Regions from separate parts of the Mus musculus genome. Here all the other regions are linked to region 1. Evidence: chromatin loops called from intact Hi-C (ENCODE). Cell type or tissue: heart. All regions are shown on one strand. Each heading gives the region's core, and the rest is flanking DNA. Links, peaks and the distances in the headings are about the cores only.

The links. Hi-C counts contacts between places; a loop is a spot of excess contacts. Peaks named below come from ENCODE experiments on the same cell type or tissue, not always from the same donor. Only the 100,000 strongest peaks of a DNase experiment are listed, where the experiment ranks them.
Region 2: it touches region 1 in a loop (1.8-fold over the local background); 4 of 42 quality-filtered maps call a loop at or near these places.
Region 3: a loop joins it to region 1, with 2.8 times the contacts of the local background. A loop is called at or near these places in 3 of 42 quality-filtered maps.

What each region holds. Positions count from the first base shown.
Region 1 is chr13:63,692,614-63,700,789 of GRCm38, reverse strand. All of the region lies in intron 4 of 1700024I08Rik (RIKEN cDNA 1700024I08 gene), which reads left to right. Among named protein-coding and RNA genes, the nearest start is that of 1700024I08Rik, 38 kb to the left of the region's middle. In heart, for the core only: a CTCF peak has its summit at 4,199 (motif pointing left); no DNase peak of the experiment used is centred there.
Region 2 is chr13:63,925,359-63,933,534 of GRCm38, reverse strand. Gm30950 (a long non-coding RNA gene) reads right to left here and starts at 5,780. Exons shown (of 3, transcript XR_382567.2): 1 at 5,698-5,780; 2 at 5,304-5,421. In heart, for the core only: a CTCF peak has its summit at 4,019; no DNase peak of the experiment used is centred there; H3K27ac peaks cover 1,352 bases.
Region 3 is chr13:63,986,964-63,995,139 of GRCm38, reverse strand. No RefSeq gene overlaps it. Among named protein-coding and RNA genes, the nearest start is that of Gm30950, 63 kb to the right of the region's middle. In heart, for the core only: a CTCF peak has its summit at 4,578; no DNase peak of the experiment used is centred there; H3K27ac peaks cover 597 bases.

The DNA of each region.
Region 1 (8,176 bases), core at 2,726-5,225:
CCCTGCTCATTGCATCCCTCTAGAATATTCTAAACACAACTCTTAACCACAATGTGTTTGTTATCCATCTCCAGTTACATTTGCATAATTAAAATAGATAGCAGAGAAAACATCTCTGTAACATCAGTGGTATCCTTTGAACTTGTGCTCTGCCCCATCTGCGTTGTTTGATTTGCAAGGAAGTGACAGTTTGTTTCTATCCCAAGCCTGTAGTTTTCACCCAGATCCATCAGTGACCTTAAAGGCACAGACGGGCCAAGTTCTAAGGATGAGGACTGGATAGCAGGTCAGAGAATCGGGCACTTCGTCCAAGGGAAAACCCAAGAAGCTTCCATGAGTCCAATTTTCTTCTTTTTAAAAAAAGACTTATTTGGAGGCCTGGAGAGATGACTCAGTGGTTGGTTCAGAGCACTGTCTGCTGCTTTCAGAGGTCCTGAGTTCAATTCCCAGCAACCACACAGTGGTTGACAACCATCTGTAAAAGGATCTGATGCCCTCTTCTGGCATGTAGGTACATATGCAGATAGAACATGCATGTTCAATAAATAAACAAATAAATAAATAAATAAATAAATAAGAAAAATGTTTAGTAAAAATAAGACTTGTTTTAACATTTGTGTGTGTGCGTGTGCATGTGTCCACTGATACATATGAGTACAGGTGCCTGCAGAGGCCAGAAGAGGGAATCAAATGCCCTGGAGTTGGACTTACAGGGGTTGTGAGCCACCTGAACTGGATGCTTGAGAACTGAACTCTGGTAGTCTGGAAAAGCAGCACTTGCTCTAACCCCTGAGCCATCTCTCCAGCCCCATTTTAAACTTCTTTCTGAAAAATTTCGAGGGTCCAAGCTGAGCTATGGCCCTTTTTGTACTCTGGAACTTTGAAGTTTGACCCATGTGGGCTCTGCTGTCCTTGGCTTCCTGCCCTCCTGCCTGGTATGCCACTACTGGCCTCCATAAGAGGTGCTGCTGCAGCCCAGCAGGCAGGAATGTTCTCTACCCACCTGTCCCCAGGCCAGCCTCACCCCTTCCCTGGAATCAGTCCATGTTGGTGCCAGTGTGGAAACAGATGGAAAGGCAAATGATGGGACAACGTCTCTGGCCTCTTAGCCTGGTCACACAGTGCTGAGGATCCAGTGCAGTACTGACCCTGGAGACACACTCTCTCTCTTTCTTGTTCTTACTTCTTTCCTGTGCTAGGATGTGCTTCGTGAGAACCTCGATGCTCCCAAGAGCATACTATTTGTCCCATGTGTTCTGAGAAGTTGCCACTAGGTCTGAGAGAAGGGCACTTAAGCAGTGCCTACGGCTGGGCAGAGGCAGGAAGAGTACCCTCCCAGCCTGCCTCTCCTCCTAACTCCACTCCTTGGGCCTCATCACTATTAGATCTATTTTCCTCCCAAACACATTGTGATGGCTATTCTTGGTTGTCAACTTGACTGCATCTGGAATTAACTAAAACCCCCAAAAATGGGGCACAGAGTGAGGGAATTTTGCTTAATATAAAATGGAAAGATCCACTTCTAATTTGGACCTTTGAGGTGGGAGGACTTAGCTCTAATCTGGGACACATCTTCTGCTGGAAGCATGTATAAGGACATGGGAGAGGAAAGCTTTTGTTCTTTGCTTGCTTGCTCTTGCCTTGCTAGACAGTCCATTTCTTCACTGGCATTAGAGCCTGCTTTTTCAGGATCACAGCACATACTGAAGACCAGTGGAGACAGCCAGCCTCGTGGACTGAGTAATTATTGCATCCTTGGACCTTCTATTCATAGGCAGCCATTGTTGGATTATTTCCTATCTCTCTAAGAGAGAGAGAGAGAGAGAGAGAGAGAGAGAGAGAGAGAGAGAGAGAGAGAGAGAGAGAGAGAAAGTACAAGTTCTGTTACTCTAGAGAACTCTGACTAATAAATAAACAGGTCCATCCACCATTCACACACAGTCCAAATGAACAAGGAAGTGGAGTTTTCCTCTCCATTCACACCTGGATAAGAACCTTATTATCCTGAAAGTGACACCCTGACTTTATCAGGGGCCCTAGGAAAAACACAGATGTCAGGGCTTTGGATCATTGGTATTTAAGGATACTGGGTTTATTACTGAACATATATGATAACAATAATAAAAATGATCACAATATTTATTAAATATTGACCACGTCAAGTTTTCAAGGCATGCTGGCTCTTGTCCAGAAAAATAGCATGGTGTAGGAGACCATACATAATGGGCACAGACATTAAACAGTTTTCCTGGGTCATCCTCTGCCTGACAACCTGTTACCAGAGATGATACTGATGTCCTAGTGGGGCCCACACAGCATTTCCTGTTGGAAAATCCTGATGTAGATTCCCCTCACAATTCTCTATTGGAAGTTTTCAAAATCTTTAACCCAGCAGCTCTCCCCTTTGGAGCTTTCCCAAGCCAAATAGTTGGAAGTGCGGTGAATGGATGCATACACAGTTCTCACACGGCTTGGTTTCTGTGCGGGTTGAAGGCCAAGGACTCAGAATGACCAGAACACCCAACAACAGGGCACTAATCTAGTGTCTGATGTGGACTTGTCTTAGTCAGGGTTACTATTGCTGTGATGGACCACCATGACCAATGAAACGTGGGGGGAAAGGGTTTATTCAGTCTATACTCCTGCATCACTCATCATCATCAAAGGAAGTCAGGACAGGAACTCAAATAGGCCAAGAACCTGGAGGCAGACGCAGACGGAGGTCATGGAGGGGTGCTGCTTACTGGCTTGTTCATAGTAGCTTGCTCAGTCTGCTTTCTTATAGCACCAAAGACACCAACCCAAGGGTGGCCCCACCCACAATGGGCTAGGCTCTCCCCCATTAATCACTAATTAAGAAATGCCCCACAGGCTTGCCTACAGCCTGATCTTATGGAGGCATTTTCTTAATTGATGTTTCTTCCTCTCAGATGACTTTGGCTTGTGTCCAGTTGACCTAAAACTATCTAACACAGGACTATTGCATAGCTATTAACTCCTCTGGTATAGGACATGCTAAGTGAGATAACATTTAGGGTGCGTTGCTAGACCAATGCACCCAATTCTGAAGCAAATTTTCAGAATCTCACAGGGCCCCGCCCATAGATGAGAAGCTGCTAAAGAAAAGTCTTCTCCGGACTGAGCTCCCTGATTGGAGGTCATCCAATCCCAAGGAGTCGGTCCTAAATACAGGTACACATGTGCAACTGTAAAAGGACTCCGCAAGTTATTTACACACTTATTTATTTATACATTTATATATACACAAGGGAGTAATAATAACAGAAAGACGACATCATGAATTTGAGAGGGAATAGGGGGCACAGGAAGAGCCAGAATGCAGAGGAAAGGAAGGGAATGATGTAAATATAGTATTTGTGTAATGAAATTCTTACAATTAAATTTAAGCTTTAAAAAATGTGAGGTCCAACTGATAGGAAAAAAAAGGAGAAATTTGAGAAGAATTGAGCAAAGGGAGCAAAGGAGTAGGGAGAAGAGGGAGGAGGGGGGGAGGAGAAGAGGGAGGAGGGGGGAGGAGGGGGAGGAGAAGAGGGAGGAGGGGGGAGGAGAAGAGGGAGGAGGGAGAGGAGAAGAGGGAGGAGGGGGGAGGAGAAGAGGGAGGGGGGGAGGAGAAAAGGGAGGGGGAAGAAGAAGAGGGAGGGGGGGGAGGAGAAGAGGGAGGGGGGAGATGAGAAGGGAAAATAGAGGAGCCAATCTGGGCTGCTGCAAGAGAGCTGGACTTTGGCAATTCTCTATCTTGAGATCTTAAACTCTTTAAAGAGAGCTGATCCTCTAGCACTTTACCCTCGAATCCCTGACACAACGGTGTTGACAGCACCTGGGAGATGTAGACAGACTCTCAGGCCTATTCCAATCCACTGGGTCATAGTCAGCACAGATACCTCTGACACTCTCTCTCTCTCTCTCTCTCTCTCTTTATCTCTCTCTCTCTCTCTTTATCTCTCTCTCTCTCTTTATCTCTCTCTCTCTCTCTTTATCTCTCTCTCTCTCTTTCTCTCTCTCTCTCTCTCTCTCTCTCTCTCTCTCTCTGTGTGTGTGTGTGTGTGTGTGTGTGTGTGTGTGTGGTGTTTTATAAGCTCTGCCTGGCATGTTGTCCAAAGACGTGGCCAACACTTCTAGGATTATGCAATATATTCTGAACCTGTCTCCTGTCTCTCTCTAGTGACCCCTAGTGGGAAAGCAAAACAGCACCAAACTCCATAGAGGGACAACAAAGTCTGATCCCCACACTAAACCAACCAACAACTCCCCATCCTTTGGTCAGTTGAATCCATACAGGTCCCAAGTGCTTGGGAGATTAGACTCGTAGTACTCATCTTTCTCTGGAGATGCTGTTAGGATTCAAAGACAACATTCCCGAATGGAGCTATTCCACACACAGCTTACTTGGCATCTCTCAGAGACACATCCAAGATGACCTATTAGTCATACTGTCAAGTTGCCCTTCATAGTCCACCTCTTGGATGATCCCTTGGTATGAAGACTGTTGTTTTAAGTTGTTTCTTTAGAGGAAAATCAGTGTTCCAATTTATACTGTGGTTTGAGTTTTGTGAGGAAATAGAAAAGCTCAGATGGTACTCTACAAGGGAAAGAATTCTATAAGCATTGCCCTTGTTGTAGGACTTCTTGGAGTTTGTGAAATTAAGGTGCTTTGTGGATCTCTCAAGTTGGTCTCATGGTGCATCTGCACACACACTTACACAGAGGCACACACCCTCACACACACATGTAGATCCTCAGCTCTGGGAAGCATTTCACTTCAGCCATTGTCCTCAGAGAAGTGTCCACATCCTCTGGTTCTTCGTTCTCAGGCTGTTGCTTTAGAGATGCGATAGTGTTTTGGTTTTGGTTTTCTGTTGTTTGCTTGGTTGGTTGGGTTTTGTTCTTCTTGTTGTTGTTGCTGCTGAGGTGGTAGTGATAATGGTGAGATAAGATGTTGCTATATAGCCCAGTTAGCCTCATACTCTTCATCCTCCTGTCTCAACCTCCAAATGTCGTTTCTTGGCACTCTGTTGCTCTTTGAAAGTATCTGCTGAAGCTGGAGTTGCCTCTCACTCTTACCAACCTTGATCATAGCCAGTGATTCAGCTGCCATTCTGTACTCTATAAATTAATGCAAAAGAGTAATACAAAATCTAATAAAAACTAATAAAAATTAATAAAGTATAATAAAAATTAATACAAAATCAATTAATATAATAATTAAGTGTTATGGATTAATACAATAAGGGGTGGAGATAAGGAATAAAAGAAGAGGAAAATTAAGAGAAAAGAGAGAGAATGAGATGAGAATTTTGCATGGTTTGGAAGCTGGGGCTTGAAAATAGAGAGCCAAACAGAGGGCTGGAAATCTAACTCCCTTGGAAAGGTGCTTGTCTAGCATGCATAAGGTCCTAAATTCAATTCCCAGTGCTACACAAACTGGGCATGGTGGCGCATATCTAGGATCCCAGCACCTAAGAGGTAGAGACAGAATGATTGGAAGTTTAGGGTACCCTTAGCTACTGAGTAGAGACCCCCATCTTCCCTGACACTCCATCTCAAATGTGAGCTTATGTGAACTGGACAGAACACAGCAGTCCTCTCACAGAAACAGACAAACAAAACAAACGCCCCTACCCCACCCCAACCCCACCCCCACCCCCAGGCACAAAGCACCTGCCTTTCAGATCATGGAAGGCTACAGTCATGCCAATACCCAGCTCTTACAGCTAATTCTAACATGGACACACTTAGGAGAGTAGGGCAAATGTCATTGATAGTAGACTACTCCACCCCTATACCAGGGCACTGTGAACTCGCAAAGGTGGTAGTTTCAGAGAGCCAAGAACCCACAAACTAATACCAACTTTTCTACCTTCCCAAGGCAAGAGCACCAGGGTACCCAGGCAACATTCCCTGCAAACTCTGCCTCACTCAACTGCACCAGGAATGCCGGTGACTTATCTACATGTTCCATTTTCATTTTTAGGCTCTTGCTTCTCTGGCACCACTCACAACCATGTATCAGAGTCTGGTAATATTTCAAATCCACTGAGTCTGCCGCTTGGCCTATGGTGGCACAGTTCATCGTGCAGTAGAAGGTTCTCTCACTTCTTGTTGGCCAGGAAGTAAAGGAGAGAGAAAAAAGGGCTAGGGTCCCTACATCTCCTTCAGGGGCACATCCCCAGGGAGTTGATTTCCTCCCACTAGGCTCTGCCTTCTGAATGTTGTGCTGCCTCCAAACAGTGCTCCAGAGTTGTGACCAAACACTTAACATGTGATCCAAACACACCAGGGACCACCTGGCTTTCTTCCCATCTTTCCCTTTGGCTTTGAACCTCTTGCAGATATTGTCATTAGATTCTGCTTTCTTCCATAGTTCCAGATTTACTTCATTTTATACCCTTACTTTTACATTTGTGTGTGTGTGTGTGTGTGTGTGTGTGTGTGTGTGTGTGTGTGTGTGCAAGTACCTGCAAAGGCCAGAAAAAAATCCCCTGGAGCTAAAGTTGCAGGCAGTTGAGAACCTACCAGTGTGTGTGTGTGTGTGTGTGTGTTGGGGGGGTGAGGCTGAGACTGGAAAGCCAGCCCTATGAAAGGGCAGCAAGCACTTTTAACAGCAGAGCCACCTCTCTAGCCCTTGGTCTTGTAAGAAAGTCACTAGCAAGAAAGCAAGCCAGTAGCTGACAGTACACTCATGCTATTCTATTCTAGAACTTACAGGCCATGTGAGGAAGGCTTTACTTTCTGTGACTGGAACTTACAGTCAGAGGGCTTGTGGTGGAAATAAAGATAATAAAAGGTGGTTCAAAGAGTAGTGATGTCTCTAATTGGGGCTGTGGGAATGCCTAATTACAGGCTGCAGTTTGCCTTGTTCCGGGTTCCGCCCTCCAGCTCTGAGCAGGGCTCTTCAGTCCTGATAGAATGCTGGGCCCTAAACATCATTCTGGGATGATCACATGGTGGCAGAGTTCTGAAGTTCTCTAGAAAGAATGCAGGGTGCATACTATTTATAAAGTGGCGTTAGGCTGGCGAGGTGGCTTAGTGGGTGAAGTATTCACAGCCAGGCCTGATGATCTGTGTGATGGAAAGAAAGGACTCCTGTAAGCTAATTTCTGACCTCATCATGTGAACAGGGGCACCGCAGGAGGAGCACATGTACACTCATGCTGCCGCCTCCACACACACACAAGGGAAGGAGGAATGATGGGAGCTTTTATCTAGGCAGTGCTGTGGAATGGGCAAAACCCAATAGCAAGGTAAATTCTTGTTTGAGAAATATTGATTTCACACACACACACACACACACACACACACACACACACACACTGTTTGCCTTTCTTTAAATGACTACAAGTTGTCTCAAAGACCACAGTGTACTGGGGAAAATGGGATGTACTTGCATCTCATAATAAGTTAACACCAATATTCCTTTGTTTGGGTGACTAAATGGCTTCTGCTCTACAATTCCTCTTTTGAGTGAGTCCTAACCTCTTCCTCTCTCATCCATTAACAAATTATGTATAGCTTTGGCAGGAGCATAATCATGTGTTTGTGTGGAAGTCATTAATAACTTGTTTTGACAGGGGCTCATTATGTAGCCCTGGTACATGGTAGAACTTGCTACATAGGACAGGCTGGCCCATTTCACAGAGATCTGCCTGCCTCTGCCTCACAAGTGCTGGTATTAAAGATGTATGCCACTTTATAAGTTTGAAAGTGTGTTATATTCACGGTCAAAGTGAGCATCATCCCACCGCTGCTCTGTAATAATGTCTAAGGCTAGCTTCCTGACTTCTCATTCTACACACACTAAGCATGGTCTCTCAGCAACTATCCTGAAGTGACACACAGCTGGACAGGCTGATGACCTGTCTGTCTTGCCCTGTACTCCTTACACAAATGAAAAAATAGAGAGAGACCTGGGGCTGGAACCCCTGAGCAGAGCTCTGGTCTTCCCTTCAGAAGGAATGCTAAGGGAGGAAATTCCCAACAACCCAGCACAGTGAAGGACAGTGAGTTAAGAAATGTAGCAGCAGAAAACAGATGCAGGAAGCCAACCAACCAGGCACACAACTACGCAACATGCTTTAGCTGTGGGGTCCGCCTGTGCTTTCTTTTTAGCTAAGTGCTCAGAACAAGCAATTCTCCATTCCTTCCCACAAGTCCCGTG
Region 2 (8,176 bases), core at 2,992-5,491, 230 kb before region 1:
TTCCTCTCAAGTCTGATGATAAGAGTTCAATCCTCAGAACCCAGGGAGTCTGTAATCCCAGTGCTCCTGAAGAGGTGGAGGCAAGAGAATCAGCTGGGAACTCAACCATGCAGCCGTAGGAACAAGCGACAGCCTGCCTCAAAACAAGGAAGGACCAGGGAATCAACTTCTGCAAAGTTGCCCTCTAACAAGGGGCATGTGTGCCCCGCCCCCACAATAAGTCAATTAAATGAATGAATAAACAAATTGGTAGATTTTAAAGGGTAGGCCTAGGTCAAGACAGAAGAGGGGTTGGAGCTACACCCTTCCCAGAAGATGAACATCATGGCATCCAATGGCAGAAGAAGATACGTCCCCCAAAGCCGTTTTGTAGCAGCATTAATCTATGCATGAAGGCAGAGCCCTGGGACCTCAACATCACCTCCCTGCCCCATGCAAGGGGTTATTTCTGCCTTGGTATCCCCTCAAATTTGTGTCTATTTAGCATGTAAAAAGCACGGATTCCCTTCCCTGACAGTCCCCAGCAGTCTTAGGTTGTTCCAACATCAATTCAAGAGTCTCAAACCCAGAGTCTCATTTGAATCAGATATTCAAGGTACAACTGCAACCTGGGCAGATTCCCTTCCTACAGCGAGCACAGGATACAGAGCACTTTCCAAAGGGAAGAAACAGGAAAGAGGAGGAATAGATCTCAGGAGGGGAAGCTGGGGGCCCTGAGAGTGACAGAGAGCCTCAGGTGGGCAATAGCTTTAGTAGGTGGGGAGTCCCGAAAAGCCAGGGACCACTCACTCCTCAGGTCAGTGGCTTCTGGATCTTATGTCTCATAACTCAAAGAAAAACTGAATTTCACAGACAACAGAGAGAATGAATCTGAGAGAGTAATTTTTAAAAGATTCACAGGTGAGAGTTTAAGACACAGCAAGTGGCCATGCTTTGCCCTCTGCCTTCTCTGGGAGGTGACCACGGCCATAAACCTCAGGACAATAAAGTTGGAGGGCACTGCCTTTTTTTCCCCTTCAAATGTCTTTCTCTTTATGCGCACCCTGGATTCTTTTCTCATTTAAACATTTGTCTTTGTGCCAAGGCTACACTGTTGATTGCTGCTGCTCTGACCTCTATCATCTACTTTTAGAGAGGAGGGAATTTTGGAAGGACAATGTAAAAGCTCCGTTATAATATGCCACCCAAGGGCTCGCTGTAAGCCCCTACACTTCTCTGCTGGAACAAAGCCAATCTAATTTATCTTGCTTTTTTTTTTTTTTTTTTTTTTTTGGTGGTGATGGTGGTGGTAGTTGCTCTTGTGATGGGGTCTCATGTAGCTTAGACTGACCTCAAACTCTCTAAGTACCTGAAGGTGACTTTGAAATTCTGATCCTCTTGTCTCCATCTTCCAGGTGCTGGGGTTACAAGTCTATGCTACCTCACCCAGTTGATGCAATGCTGGGATCAAACCCAGAGCTTTGTGCATTTTAGGTAAGCACACTACCAGTTGAGTCATACATCCCCATCCATCTTTGTTGTTAATAGTATGTATTTTCGATAAGCACCTGCGGGGTCAAGGGGCAGACTCTGGAATTCATGAATGCACTTGCAGGGTCAGAGAACACAGTATGGCTGGAGCCCCTTCAGCTGTGCCCCACTGGGGGTCTTGTGTGTGTCCAGTACATCCCGAGAAGGGGTTTTCGTTTGCATTTTCAGTCTTTCGTCTTTACAGTAAGTGCATGTGGGTTTTAAAGTGATAATCACACAAGGGTTCCACATAGATATATGTTCCATATAAGATGACCATCTATCCAGGTTAACTGAGTCCTACATGAATTTAATTTAATAATTAATTTAGTGACTGTTTGGCAGGGTAGCCCAGGACAGTTGTACTAACTACTTCTCTCTTATCTGTGGTGGCTTACAGTTAATATGGCAGGGAAGGCGCGCCTGAAGGAGCATGAGGCGACTGGTCGCACTGTGCCAGCAGTCAGGAAAGCGGACAGAAGACAGACAGAAGGACCCGGTTATAAAACCATACCACTTCAGCCCCACTGACCCACTGTCTCAGTGAGACTCCACCTCCTGAAGGTTCCACAGCTTTCCAGAGCAGTACCATGAGCTGGTGGGCACTCCATACTTAAACCACAACCATGCAACATCCCTCACTTCCGAATGCCATGTTATATTATTATGCTAACCAGCATACGCTGTGTAGTATGTTTCTGCCTCTCCTTAAGCACAGGAGGTAGAGTCCAGTGGAAGAGAGTTAGTCACTGGAGGTCCTTTGAAGGGGGTGTCGGGGCCCTTTTGTTTCCTGGACACCACGATATGAGCGGTTTTCTCTATCCCATGCTCCCCAGAAAATGAACTCCCTCTTCACCGCTGCAAAACAATGACAGTCAAGTCGCCGTGGACTGAAACCTCTGAAACTGGAACAAACCCTTCCCTCCATGAATCCTTTGCCTTGGCTAATTTCTCACAGCAATGGAACACTAGAGCTACCGGGGAGCACAATGGTTAGCTCCGGAGGCTGTGCTGGTTTATATTGATTGCCAGCTTGACAGGCTCTAGAATCACCATGGGAACAAATGAACGGCATGCTTGTGAGGTAGATTGTAAGCTGGAATAATTGAAGCAAGAAACTCACTCTAAGGTAGGCAGTATTGTCCCATAGGCTTGGTTCCTGGACTATGCAAAGAGGAGAAGGCAGCCTGGCCCCTGTATTCATCTTTTTTCATTCTAGTCTCTGGGGACAAAACGTGAGCAGCTGCATCGAGCTCCTGTCACCACACCTACTGCACTACTACGGACTGAAGGCGAAAGCCGCTCCACATAACAGACCAGAACAAACCTGTTCTCCCGTAAGGCACCATTATCGGGTGTTTGCCAAGGCTAAAGCAAACTTAGTGATGCAGGGCTTTGAAGCCAAGCTGTCTGGGTTCGGATACAGGCCATTATCTGGCAGATTCAGAGGAGCCTTTACAGAGACCGTGGCTCCCCAGTACTGTCTGTTCCCGAGCATGCACGGGGCTTTGTTGCTTCTTATAAATCAACACAGCAACTATGATGAGCTGCCATGTGCACAATGGCGGTGCGCAAGACTGGCTTTCCTTAGAGCAGGTGCCCTCTTTAACTGGCTCTGAGGACACAGGTGGTATTTGTAAGTGATCACATAGAGACCCAAAAGCAAGAGGCCAAGGAGGCCTCTGGCCAACAGTCACTGGGTCCTGAGGCTGTCACTCTAACACGACTGCAGGAATAGCCATCTGCCGACAGCCACAGATCCTTTCCTGCTGGTGTCCCAGATGAAACTTCAGTGCTGCCTGACCACTGGACTGCAGCTCCTGAGAGGCCCTAAGCTAGATTCTTTAGATTCTGATTCTCAGACCCTGGGAGATAAGGGCAGAGGGTTGGTTAAGCTGCTAACTGTGTAGCAATCGTGTTGGCAATAACAGATAACTAAGTATCTACTCTCAGTATGACCTTGAGGAAGTCATTAAATCAATTTATGCCCTAGTTTCCTCATTTGGAACATGGAAAAAAAAGCTAACTTTGGAGGTCTGGGTGAGCATGAAGCAAGTTAACTGGAATATGCTTAAAGCTACCCCAGCTAGAGGTAACTTGTCACACATAAATGTTGGCTAATGTTTTTAGAGCAACAGCAGATTCTGTGCCCCTTAAGGAACAGCCTTCTCAGATGAGCAGTTATAATTGCTCCTGTCCTCTCTGCTGGCTCTCTCTCTCTCTCTCTCTCTCTCTCTCTCTCTCTCTCTCTCTCTCTCACTTGAACGTTTGGTGAACCTTACTTGCAGTTAGAGATTTTTTCAAAGCACAAAGCACTTTGCCTGGGAGCATGGCCCAGAACAGTTGGCTACCATCTGTCACACTCTGTGGCTCTCCCACATGGGGATCTTTCAGCACCATAGAAGGGGCAGGTAGCAGTTTAGCTTGGCCGGTATGTGGGAACTCAGAAGCACAGTATGGCTGTGGATATCTGCTACACTCATATTTCTTATAATGCATTCCTGTAGGGGCCAGCAGAGCATCAGAGAACTGTACCATGAAGCAGCTGAGAGAATTCTTTCCAGCTCTGAAGAGAGAGGCTTCCTGCCTCTCAAGGGTCCTTTTGCTGTTCTGCAACAAGCTTCCAACCTCTCCCCCTTGCATCTGATCAATGTCCACACTTCCTGTCAGTCTCCTTCACACATCCCTTCTGCATAAGCACCTCGCCTTCAGGTCCACCTTCTGCCAGGATCCAGCAGGGCACTCTATGCTGGTTCGCTTTTCTTCACAGTACCTAATGTGTGTGACCCTTTTACTTTCCCATCCAACAAGCCCTTCTGGTTTGGTGGCAGGAGAATAAGGCAGGAAGAGGAAGGTATGAAGATTAGCATGTGGGAGAAAGCGGCGGTAGATAGATAAAGGACAGACAACAGCCATGCATAAGGAGAGAGCAGGAGAAAAGCCTGAGACCTGTGAGTGAGCAAGAATGACCCATAAAGGGTTGAGCCTCTAGTGAACCCGAGCTTCTAAACCTCTGGGCTCTGGCCTACATTCCAGAGAGTACCTTCCCCTTTCTTAATAACTAAGCTGTCTATTTCAGCCACTATCCATGCATGTCCTTCATCTAGTAAGAACCTGGGAGTTTCAGCATGTGCCTTCTAGGCGCTGATCCGTGCTTCTGACATTTTCACACTCACCTTTGTCTCCTCTTCCCACCTCCCTTTGATCTGGTGGATGCTTCCCGTTGTCCCCCAAAGTCAACTGCCTAATGAACACACATGGCCTCCCTTCGCAAAGATACCAAGCAAAAGCTTTGCTGGCTAGCTGGTTTACATTCTGCTAGGGATGGGTGACACTCCAGCTGAGCAACTAGTTTAGTGAGACAGTACTTACCTACCAAATGGGCTGTGGGGTTCACACCCAACACACACACACACACACACACACACACACACACACACACACACACACAAGTATGAAGTGACCCTCATCAATCCTGAGACCAAGTTCTGACCCCAGGGATACAATCACACTTTCAGGATTCCAAATAGACACAGCAGACTACAGAACCATCTTGTTGGTGGTGTCCAATCAGCCATGCGAGAGTGTGTTCCTTCTTCAAGGACTGACCCCTCCAAGAAGTAGGTAAGCTCTCACTCTCAAGATAGCTTTGGATACAGTAGGAGACTGATTCTAACTTTAGCTTCTTTCAAAGCTCAGGGGTTGAGGATGGAGGAGTTTGGGAGGTAGAACACCACACTTCTGCCTGTGGTTGTGCAGCCTTTGTGAGAGGTGCTTCTGTCAGGGTGTCCTACCTGCTTACCGCTGCCACTCTGGAGAAGGCTTCACGGTGTGCAAGTTCCATTTCAGCACAGGAAAGAGAATTCTTATCACTGCTGACTTTGTAACTGGCTTTGTAACATGGGTTTGTGACTGTGGGCAAAAGTTTTCATGGATATAAATCACCCTCCAGAGAATGAGACCTACCATGGAAGGAAGGAGAGAGGGAGGGAGGAAGGGAGGGAGGGAAGGGGAGGAAGAGAGAGATGGAGGGAGGGAAGGAGAGGGAAGGAAGGAAGGAGAGGGAAGGAGGGAGGGAAGGAGAGGGAAGGAAGGAAGGAACAAAGGAACAGGAAGGAAGGAAGGAAGGAAGGAAGGAAGGAAGGAAGGAAGGAAGGAAGGAAGGAAGGAAGGAAGAGGTTTGCTTACAGACCCAGTATTGCTAGCACCAGGAGCACTCGAGCTTGCTCTTGGTCACCTTCCTCCCTCTCCCCTCATTTACCACTCCCCTCCATTCTCCCTCTCTCCCCTTTTGCCCTTGAGAGAGAGAGAGAGAGAGAGAGAGAGAGAGAGAGAGAGAGAGAGAGAGAGAGAGAGAGAAGCTGTAGTTGTGTGGGTGGGTGGTCGGACAAGTGGGTGGATAGACAGACGGAAGAGGGAGTTTCCTTCTTGGGATTCTTGTAATTGGTATGTGGTTTACATTCCATTCATCTGGAGGACTGTGATATTAATCGGAAACAGCTTGAGCTCAGCTTGCCTGTAGTGTCCTAAGGATGCTGAACTCAGGCAAAGGTCGCTGTTTCCCTTCCTACAGGTCAACCCCCTCTTCAAGTGTCTGTCAGCTTCAGTAACTGGCATATGTGGCTCACATCTGGTAAAAAAGCACCATTACACAGTTCAAAACAAAAACAAAAGCAAACCCAAGCAGGGCAAAGAAATGTCTAGTGGAACTGGAAAGATGTCTCAGGAGTCTGGGCTGCTGGCTGCTCTTTCAGAGGACCTGGGTTTGATTCACAGCACTTGGGTGGTGGTTCACAGCTGTTAACTCCAGTTTCGAGAGATCCAATGTTCTTTTCTGGCTTCTACTGGCATCAGGCATGTGTGTGGTACACAGACATACGTGCAGACAAAACACTCATACACATACAATTAAATTAAATTTAAAAATATGCAACGAAGCTACTGGTGGTCTTCCCCCAAAGTAACATTAATAGTTGTATACTTGAAAAAGTGTCTACCCCTCAACCAGTAAAGGTTATGTATATTTTGTTTACACAAAACATTTCTCTATACCCGTTGCTTGAGCCCTTCATGATTTTACTTACTACATATTAAAGATCTAGTTCGTTCTACTGCACTACACTGTATGCTGAATTTGCATATACTGCTAGCTGTAGTTCAATCTCTGTAACGAATAGGACAGACTGGGTAGCTTTAAAAACAGCCATGTGGAGCTGGAGAGATGGCCCAGAGGTTAAGAGCACTGACTGCTCTTCCAGAGATCCTGAGTTCAAATCCCAACAACCACATGGTGGCTCACAACCATTTGTAATGGGATCTGATGCCCTCTTCTGGTGTATCTGAAGACAGCTATAGTATACTCATATAAATACAAATAAATCTTTAAAATAATAATAATAAAAAACAGCCATTCAGTTTTCATAGTTCTGTAGGCTGGGGTGTGTAAGACCAAGCTCCTGTCAGACTGAGGGTCTAGCAAGAACCCACTTCTTGGTTCTTCTGTCTTGCTAATCCCTCACATGTCTCTTCCAAAAATGGCTCTAATCCCTTTGTGGCATAATCGCCTTCCCCAGATCTGATCTCCTAAAAACATCACAATGAAGAATAGGAATTGAACATGGATAAGAACCATTAAGCCAATGCTGTAGTGTTTGGGAAAATCGTGGTCTTAACGTGGTGTAACTGCTGCCATCTTGAAGTCAGACTGACCACCCTCATGAGACCCTCACAAGATTCCCCCCTGGAATGTATGGCTGACTCATAGGCTCCCAATGTCCTTCACTTTCCAGGATATTTACGTAGCTAATAATTGTTGAGGAAGGAAGGGAGTCTTCTTTCGTGGTATGGCTGCCTAGCTGCCTGTAATTATTCATAGTCCTGTAGGAAACCCCTCACGCATACTCTTGTATGTTATCTCAATTAAACTCATTAGTGCACCAAGCTGAACTCGGATGGAATCTGATATATTTTTGCCCTCTCTGTCTGGAGTAAACAGACATAGACTCCCCAGGAAGTCATGTAAAACTTGCTATCTGGATATGAACACGACAGAATCAAAGATGACTGGGAAGAACAAATGCATAGTCCTTGCTATGTGTGGTAAGACACGAAGCTGAGGCCAAGCATCTGAGGGTGGCCTATCTGTGGACTGATCCCACTATGGGCACCCTGTCTCCTGTGATTATGGTGGTGTGACATCTTACTGTGGCCACAGTTGTGAGGTCCCAACTGCCATCAGGTAGTAAGGCTCGTAACTAAGGATAAACTGTCTGAATGTGGAATACCTTAAAGGGAATCCCAGATGGTTGTCTTCTTCTATAAGGTATAAAGTGAGACTCCTCCTTGATACATGGAGTCCTCTGTGTGAAGATGGTGAATAGTACTATGAGTGAATCAAAAATCAGTTCAGAGTTATGGATGGCTCTGCAATCCCTAGAAGTGGAGCAGATTGGGTGGGATTGTAAGCAGGCTACAGCAGCCATTTGGGGCCTCTGCTATAGCAGTATGATATGCAACTGAGCTGCCTGTCCAAAAGGAAAGCACCTATGGAAAGGGAGAAATTCCATGAATGACATCCTCTGCATTAGCCTCTGGTTTGGAATGAGAGAGGGAGAGGGCGTTGGATAGCGAGGGGAGAGAAAATGTGCAAACAAAGGAGACTACCACT
Region 3 (8,176 bases), core at 3,133-5,632, 290 kb before region 1:
GTGACTCAACCCTGCTCAATCATTTCTCAGGGCTGAAATCAGTGTGTAACAAGACCCAGATCGAACAGTCCCTGTGTGAATTGGGTGCAGCCAAATTAAAAGGACATTCCATCTGTGTGGGTGGTTCTAGGTGTGGACAAAAGACCTAGGAGATGCCTTTGCCAGCACTTTTAGCAGGAAGGCACTTCTTTCCCTACTGTACACACTCCTCAGACCGCATCGTGTCTGTGCTGTGTCTCCACACCCAGACCTGAAGTAAGGGTGTGCCAGGTTTTGTATAGTATATTCTAGTATCATCTCGTATGACGATGTTTTACAATAGTGTTCGATGTGGTAGGGCCTCTGAGGGAAGGAGAATCAGGCAAGCCTTTGACCTAGCTGCTCAGTGGTTCAATGCCTCTTCAGTCTCTCAGACAGGCCCAGGAGTGGTTCAGCTGTCTGTTATCCCTTCCAGATCGGGCTTCCTCCTCCAAGAGACTGGATAAACTCCATTTGAGGAGGAGGCCAAGGAGAGTTTTGGCTATCATATATATATATATATATATATATATATATATATATATATATATATATATATATATATATTTGCCCTGAGTTTTGGGGGGAATCTCCGCCATGGGAGCATCAGAAAGCCAACTCCAGAGCAACACAGGGCTCAGTTCTCAGTGTGGCTTCCTTCCCACCCGGATGTGGTCCCCAGCAGGCTTGTGAGTCCTGTTGATTCAGAGCCCATCAGAAATCCAAAACCTGTAAACACAGGGACAGCAGTCAGTAGAGGGACGTGAGAAACTGGAAAATGAACGGCCAATGCAGGGAGAGAGGCCAGACCCGCCGGTCTGTGGAGAGCGGTTCAATCCTGCTCTCAAACCATATGGCATCCTGAATATGAGCCGGGAACAGGCTGGGAGGTACTTGGCGCCTGACCATGGAAACATAAACGCAAGGCATTTTGTTTCCTTGTGTGTGCTTTTTTTCCTTTTAAATATTTACTTTTTGCATTTTGCCAGGACAGAGTTTCCATCCCATATGCAGAACAGGCTGTTTTTGCAAATGGGGGGCAGGGGTAGGAAAGAGGCAGCTTGACTCCAAGGACTTGTAATAGGATTCTATCGCATCCAAGGGCTGTTTCGCCTCCTTCCCAAGGTGGTGCTGAGCAGAGACCTGCTGCGTGCCTAGTGTTTGGGTCTGGTGGGTTCTGGAATAAAGGGTGAGTGTTATTGCTTCCCCAGAGCCCATTCCACACCCACAGAGCATTCAGGGAGAAAGCTGACAAGCTGGTGGAACATATATAGGCATTCCATGGGTAGCCTCATACCCTCCTAAGTCCCTACAAAGACTGAGGCCATGGACTGTGAGGGAACCATATTGGGGGGGGGGGAGTCAAAGAGAGAGAGACAGAGACAGAGAGAGATACAGAAAGAGATACAGAGAGAGACAGAGACACACAGAGAGACACACAGAGAAATAGATAGAGATACAGAAAGAGAGACATACACACAGAGACACACACAGAGACAGAGATACAGAAAAAGACACACACACACAGAGACACAGAGAAAGACAGAAAGACACACACACACACACACAGAGTTAGACAGACACAGACACAGACACAGACACAGAGTTAGACAGACACAGACACAGACACAGACACACAGAGACTCTCTCTCACTTGGAGGCTACAGATGGGTCATTGATCACAAAGTTTCCATGCCACTGAAGTGAAAGGAGGTATGGGGAGAAAGGTGGCAGTCAGGAGGTTGGGTGGCAGAGGTCTAGCAGCCAAAAGAGAGAATAGGGTTCTGGCTAATTCCCAAATGAAACAGAAATGTACCATATAAAAATAAATAAGTTAGTCCTGGGCCATGAGCCATGTTTGAAGCAAAATAATATAAGCAATCAAATGCTCACTGTCTCTGGTTCTCTCAGGCTTCCAAACATGGAAGTTCTGCTGTGGAGGAGGACAGTGGTTGCACAATGCTGACCACGTGGTTGGAAGGTAGGCTCAGAGCTGGAAAAAAACAGATGATCTGAACTCAATCTGTTCAACCCTGGCATTTCCCCCTCCATTGGCTATGAGGGATGAGGGCTGGAAAAAGCATCCTAATGAGGTCATCTATGAGCCCTTCTATTTGCTCAATATGCCTCCAAAAGATACATCAACTCTAGAGGGGAATGCATATGTAACCATGTAGACAGACACCTGGCCTCAATCTGAGACTGATTCGCTAGGTTTGAGTCAAACCCTAGAGTATCCCTGACGGGTTTCTAGGAGATGTTGATGCTGGTGTGTGGACCACACCTGAGTCGTGTGGTTCTCATGTTTCTACCTGGCATTCCTGTTACATTACTTAATTGGAGTGGCTGGATTCTAGAGTTTCGTATGTGTGTATGTGTGTGTCTGTGTGCACATATAAGGGGAGATGCACGTATATATAGAACGTGTACATGTGGAGACTAGAGATCGATGCTGGTGTTCTCCCTTATTACTCCCTACCTTAGCTTTGGGATCACGGTCTCTCGCTGTTTCAGGTAGGCTGACTGTGGGAATCTGCTTGTCTCCATCTCCCCAGGCACTGGGATTACAGATGCATGCTGCCCCATCAGGTTTGTATGTCAGTGTTGGGGATCTAAACTCGGGTCTTCAAGTTTGTGCTTTAGTTTATCTACTGTCCTAGCCAGGGTTACTACTGCTGTGATAAAATACCATGGGCAAAAGCAACATGGGGAGGAAAGAGTTTGTATGGGCTGGGCCCTCTTCCATGAATCACTAATTAAGAAAATGTCCTGTAGGCTTGCCTATAACCCGATCTTACGGAGATATTTTCTCAACTGAGAATCCCTCCCCTCTGATGTCTCTAGTCTGTGTCAAGTTAATGTTGAACAGGCCAGTACACCTACTTAGCCATTCCCCCTGTTGCTGGAGTAGCTGGATTCTGAGGCCAGGCTCCCACCAAATCACAGTAGTCACGTATCACATCAGCTGAGGTACGACTTGACCTCAGAATCTTTCCTGGCACCGTCCTCTTGGCTAGAGCTGACACACAGTGAACCTTGTCATCTTTGAGTTGGTGGGACCAAAACCCCTAGATTTGACCATAGATGGGCTACTAACTAGGCAGGGACACCTGGCTGTGGATTTTATCCATCTGAGTTTCTGCCCTGTTATGAGAAGGCTAGGTGAGGTCAGTAGTCGTCGGTGGAACAAGCCTTAGAAACGTCATACTAGTCTGCTTGGCTTGCCATAACAAAATGCACGAACACAAAGAATTTAGTTCCCACAGTTCTAGAAAGTGGGAGGTCCAAGGCCAAGGTGCTGGCCAGCGTTCTTCTTGGTGAGAGCCCTCTTCATGGCTTGCAGATGTCTGGCTTCTCACTGTACTAGTCCGGAGACTGGAAGTCCCAGCCCAACCCAACCACAGGTCTAGTCATGTGTCTAGTGCCTTTATATGGAAGGGCACTAATCCCATCATGGAGTCTCCTTCTTGTGACCTACCTCTAAGTATCATTATCACTGCATACTGGGTTAGGGCTCATCACATGTATAGATACCTATTGGCTTTTTTTTTTTTTTTTTTTGCTTTGCTTTGCTTTGCTTTGCTTTGCTTTGTTTTTCAAGACAGGGTTTCTCAGTTTCTCTGTGTAGCCCTGCCTGACCTGGAACTGGCTATGTAGAGAGGGCTAGCCTGAAACTCAGAGATCTGCCTGCCTCTGCCTCCTGAGAACTGAGATTAAAAGAGTATACTGCCACACCTAGCTTATTTGGCTTTTGAAACACAGATGTCTAGGGTCTTCCTTCAGAGACTCTGGTTGGTTCTGCACAGGATCGAGGTGTTCTGTTTCTTGAGTTGTTGGGGGCGAAGATTGATGGCAGGGCTCCTGCTCAGTGAGGGACTGCTTGTGCCTCCAGACTGACGGACCTCTGCCTATCTCTGTGGAACCACTTAGCCTACCTCTCTCTATAACAACTTGTTCTGGACCCAAAGCTCAGGGAGGGGCTTGGGGTTTATTAGCATGTGTGCCCAAACCCAGCATCGAAAGCCAGGCACACAGTAGGCACATCATCAGTGCTTATTGAGGCTCTTACCTTTTAATTTTTCAAAGGTCTTTGAAACATTCAAAATCATCTTTAGGGAGCTTGAGAAGGATCCGTGGGACATGATTGAGGGGAGAGCGGTCCAGCTGATCTGTTTTCACTGTCCAGCAGGCTTCAACAACAGCAGGGACATTTACATTTCCCTCGGCTCTCTGAGCAGCAGAAAGCAAAACAGTTTGCGCTGTGACCAGAAAACGAATATAAACAAGAACAAAGAGCAGAGGCGGCCTTTGAGCACTCCAGCCAGCTGCTTCCTCCATCCTTCCACTGCAGAGCTGGTGAAGGGAGGGGAGACAGAGTTCTTTAGGACTTCACAACCCAGGGGAAGTGGGACACCTTCCTCCCAACCCCGGGGAAGAGTAAGGAAGGCAGGAAAGGGAAGGTGCCGTGGGAGAGTTGGGGCTACACAGAAGGAAGGAAAAAAAAAAGTATTAGGGATGGTGTGGAGCAAATAGGGAAAAATCCCTAGACAAGTCATGAGATGTCGCTACTAACCTGTCAGAGCAGCTGAAACAGAAAGTGGAGACAGACTCAAAACTCTGGCAAGGATGGGAGAAGCCGGATTCTCCTCACAGGTTCCTAGTCCAGGGGGCTCCAGGCTTGCTGACCATTCCGTTTATAATTTTTTTATGTTAGGATTGCACAAGATGGAGCTGTATTCAGTAGAACCATGCCTTGATTTAAAAAAAAAATTAATTCTTAAAAAAAAAAAAAAGGCAAGGGCTTATGTAGCCCAGGCTTAGCTTGAGCTCACCATGCGAGGATAACATTGAACTGCTGATCCTCCCACCTTCACCTCCTGAGTTCTGGACTCAATGTATTCCATTTTATGACGTTCCATGGGTCAAGCACTGAGTTTCTTGCATACTAGGTGGGCACTCTATCAACATGAGCTACACATCCAACCCTGACTTTGTTTATTTAGAGGTAGCATCTCATTTTGTAGCCCTGGCTGGCCTTTAACTCGATATGTAGACCAGGCTGGAGTCCAAGTCACAGAGATACAGACACCTGCCTTTGCCTTCTGAGTGCTGGGATAAAAGGCAAGGGCTATCACACTTGCCCTGACCCTGACTTTTGACTTTTCCATGAGCTAGTACCATGTGAACCAGCGAGCTGGCAAGCTTCCTGTAGTGCACTGTACTTCTGCTGCTCAGTCAGGTGACCTCTGTTGCATTTAGCATTCTGTCTGTCTTGCATGCTGCTTCTGTGTCCTTACCAACACAGTATCTGGGAGGAGACTGTTGGGTTTTTGTTTGTTTGTTTGTTTGTTTGTTTGTTTTTGTTTTTTGTTTTTTTTTTGAGACAGGGTTTCTCTGTATAGCCCCTGCTGTCCTGGAACTCACTTTGTAGACCAGGCTGGCCTCGAACTCAGAAATCCGCCTGCCTCTGCCTCCCGTGTGCTGGGATTAAAGGCGTGTGCCACCATGCCTGGCGAGCCTGGCGTTTCTTTGTCCTTCCCTTTTCTTACTAGCTAACCTAAAGCAGTTTCTCAAGAGTCTTGTGTTTTTGGCGTGCATGTCTGTAATGATTTTGTATTGAAAATGTATTGTATTGTCCTCTCTTGCCTTTGTTAGCCACTTGTGAATATTAAGTTTGAAGGAATGTCTATTCAAACCCTTTGTGTATGAAGTTTCCTCTGAAAGTTAGGCCTAGAATTACCATATGATCCAGAAATGTGGGAAGAACTTAGTTCATTGCCTAGAGCCAATACAAAAGGACAGATAAGGTGGTTTTGAGCTCAGAATCTCAGACCTGAGGAGGCAGAGACTATCAGATCCAGTCCAGGGGAACCTGGGCCGGCCAGCTTAGCCTAAGACCTATGAGAGACCTTTTCTTAAAATAAGTTCCTGAGGAATCACATTCAAGGTTGTCTTCTGGTCTCCATAGTTACATATACATATATGTATCTATATCCCCTCCATATATGCCTGTACACATACACACACACATGAACATATTAATTATTTAATTGGTAGATAGATAAAAATGACTATTGAACAAAGTTTCTGAAAGATGGAGACACTAAATATTCACGTTCCTGAGAGCTTCCCACTCTAAGAGTGGTGCACAGTAGGGTGAAACTGAAGATTCGTGCTTCATGACTTCAGAGATGTTAAGAATGAAAATGTCACCAGTGGGTCATAACCAGGAGTGTTAGTCCTTATGAACTACAGCCTGCATCTTTCATAGCAGCAAAATCACACCCAGGAAGTCAGACATTGATTTAAGAACCTGCAGACTTGGAACTGGGATTAGAACCCAGACCTAAGTTTCTACTTCTTTGTTCTCTTAATACAACTGTGATGGAATGATTTTATTGTAGGACATATTGCACGTAGAAATGATACGTACCAGTTGTATCTTTCCACCTGTGGTCAAAGCACACACATTCATGGTAAATATAACCTCGAACATTCAAATGAGCAGGTCTGAGGATGTAAATATTTTCATGTAGGATGAACAGAGATGTAGATGACTTCGGTATGGAATAAACAGAGACCACCCAAGGAGAGCAAGCAAAGGCTATTTATTCTAAGTTTGCTACAGGGAGGGAGTAGGCCACCAGGGCTTGCATTTGGCAGCTACTCAAAGGCCAGCAGAGAAGTGGAGAAAGTTTACAGTGGAAATGGGGGAGGTTCCAGGTGCTCAGGAGTATAGGCTGCTGGTGATGGGTTGGGAGCCCGCCTGGCTTTCTCTAACTACTCCAAAGCTGGAAGTGAGGGCAAAGTGAGGAAACTTGTCAGTTAGTAACTCAAATCCAGCTGATTTGGGACCGATTGTTACAGAGGTTGTTACTGGAGACAGGGTCTGACTTCCTACAAGTCTGGCTTTCTGGGATGGCTTCTGTAGGCTGTGGACTGGCATCCTGGGCCAGTTACTGCAGACCAGATCCAGCCTCTGTGCTTATTCCTAAGAAAAATGTGCCTACATGTCTCTTTCACTTGCTCTCTACACGTCCCAAGGCCCAGACAGAAAGGAAGTCTGTGCCTGGGTTCCTATCTTCTGTGACATATTCCCTGCCATGCATGGGAAGTATCTCCACAGCCTTCCTTAAGCTCCCACGCCCCCATTCTCTCAATGTTCTGTTTTAAGAGTCAGTTCGGGAAAGGCCTTTCTAGTGTCTTCCTCAATCTCTCAAACCTAGTGTTTGTGGAGGTCTTTTGTTCTCTTGATTGGGTTTATTCCCAGGTGTTTGATTTTATTTATTTTTGTGGCTATTGTGAATGACATTTCCACACCCCTCTCCCGTATTTCTTTTTCATTGTGTTTGAAAAGAGTGTATAAAAAGGCTACTGACATGAGTGTTAATTTCCTTCCACTTTGTTGAAAGTGTTTATCAGCGCTAAAAGTTTGCTGATGGAGTCACTAGGGTCTTATGACAGACTCCTGTCATCTGCAGATGAGAACATTTGGCTTCTTTCCTGCTTGTATCAGTTTTGGAACAGTTTTTAACTGTTCCAGTTAAGACTTCAGACACTACATTGAATACGAGTGGAGCCAGTATTCACTCTTGTCCTGTTCCTGACCTTAAGGGGAAAGCTTTGAGTTTTTCTCTGTCTAGCATGATGTTGGCTGTAGGTTTCTTGTATATAGCCTTTATTATATTGAATGTGCTCCTCTGTCCCTTGTCTCTATGACTTTTATAATGGAGAGGTGTGCCGGTTTGGCCCTCTCAGCTGTCATTCAGCTCCTATTGAACCATGCCTGCCATACCCAGGCTGGCACCCTCACTGTCCTGAGTCCCCTGTTGTTCCCAGGGTGCCCCCATCTTATTCTTTAGATCCCTCTCAGCTACATGTTTCAGCACAGAGCCTGTTTCACCAAGGAGTCTTTTCCTCACAGCTACACATGTGAGGCCAGAGGCCAAAGTTGGGTATCTTCCTCAATTCGTCACCTTAATTTTTGAACCCGGAGCTTGCCAGTTTGGCTAAGATATCTAGGCTGTCTCCAATGAGAAAAGGAGATAGAAACGTGTCAGGGAGTTTTAGGATAAAGGACCCTGGACATGAACATGTTTGATTTTTGTTGTTTTTTTTGTTTGTGTTTGGCTGAAAGTCAGAAATGTTCTGGCCCGGT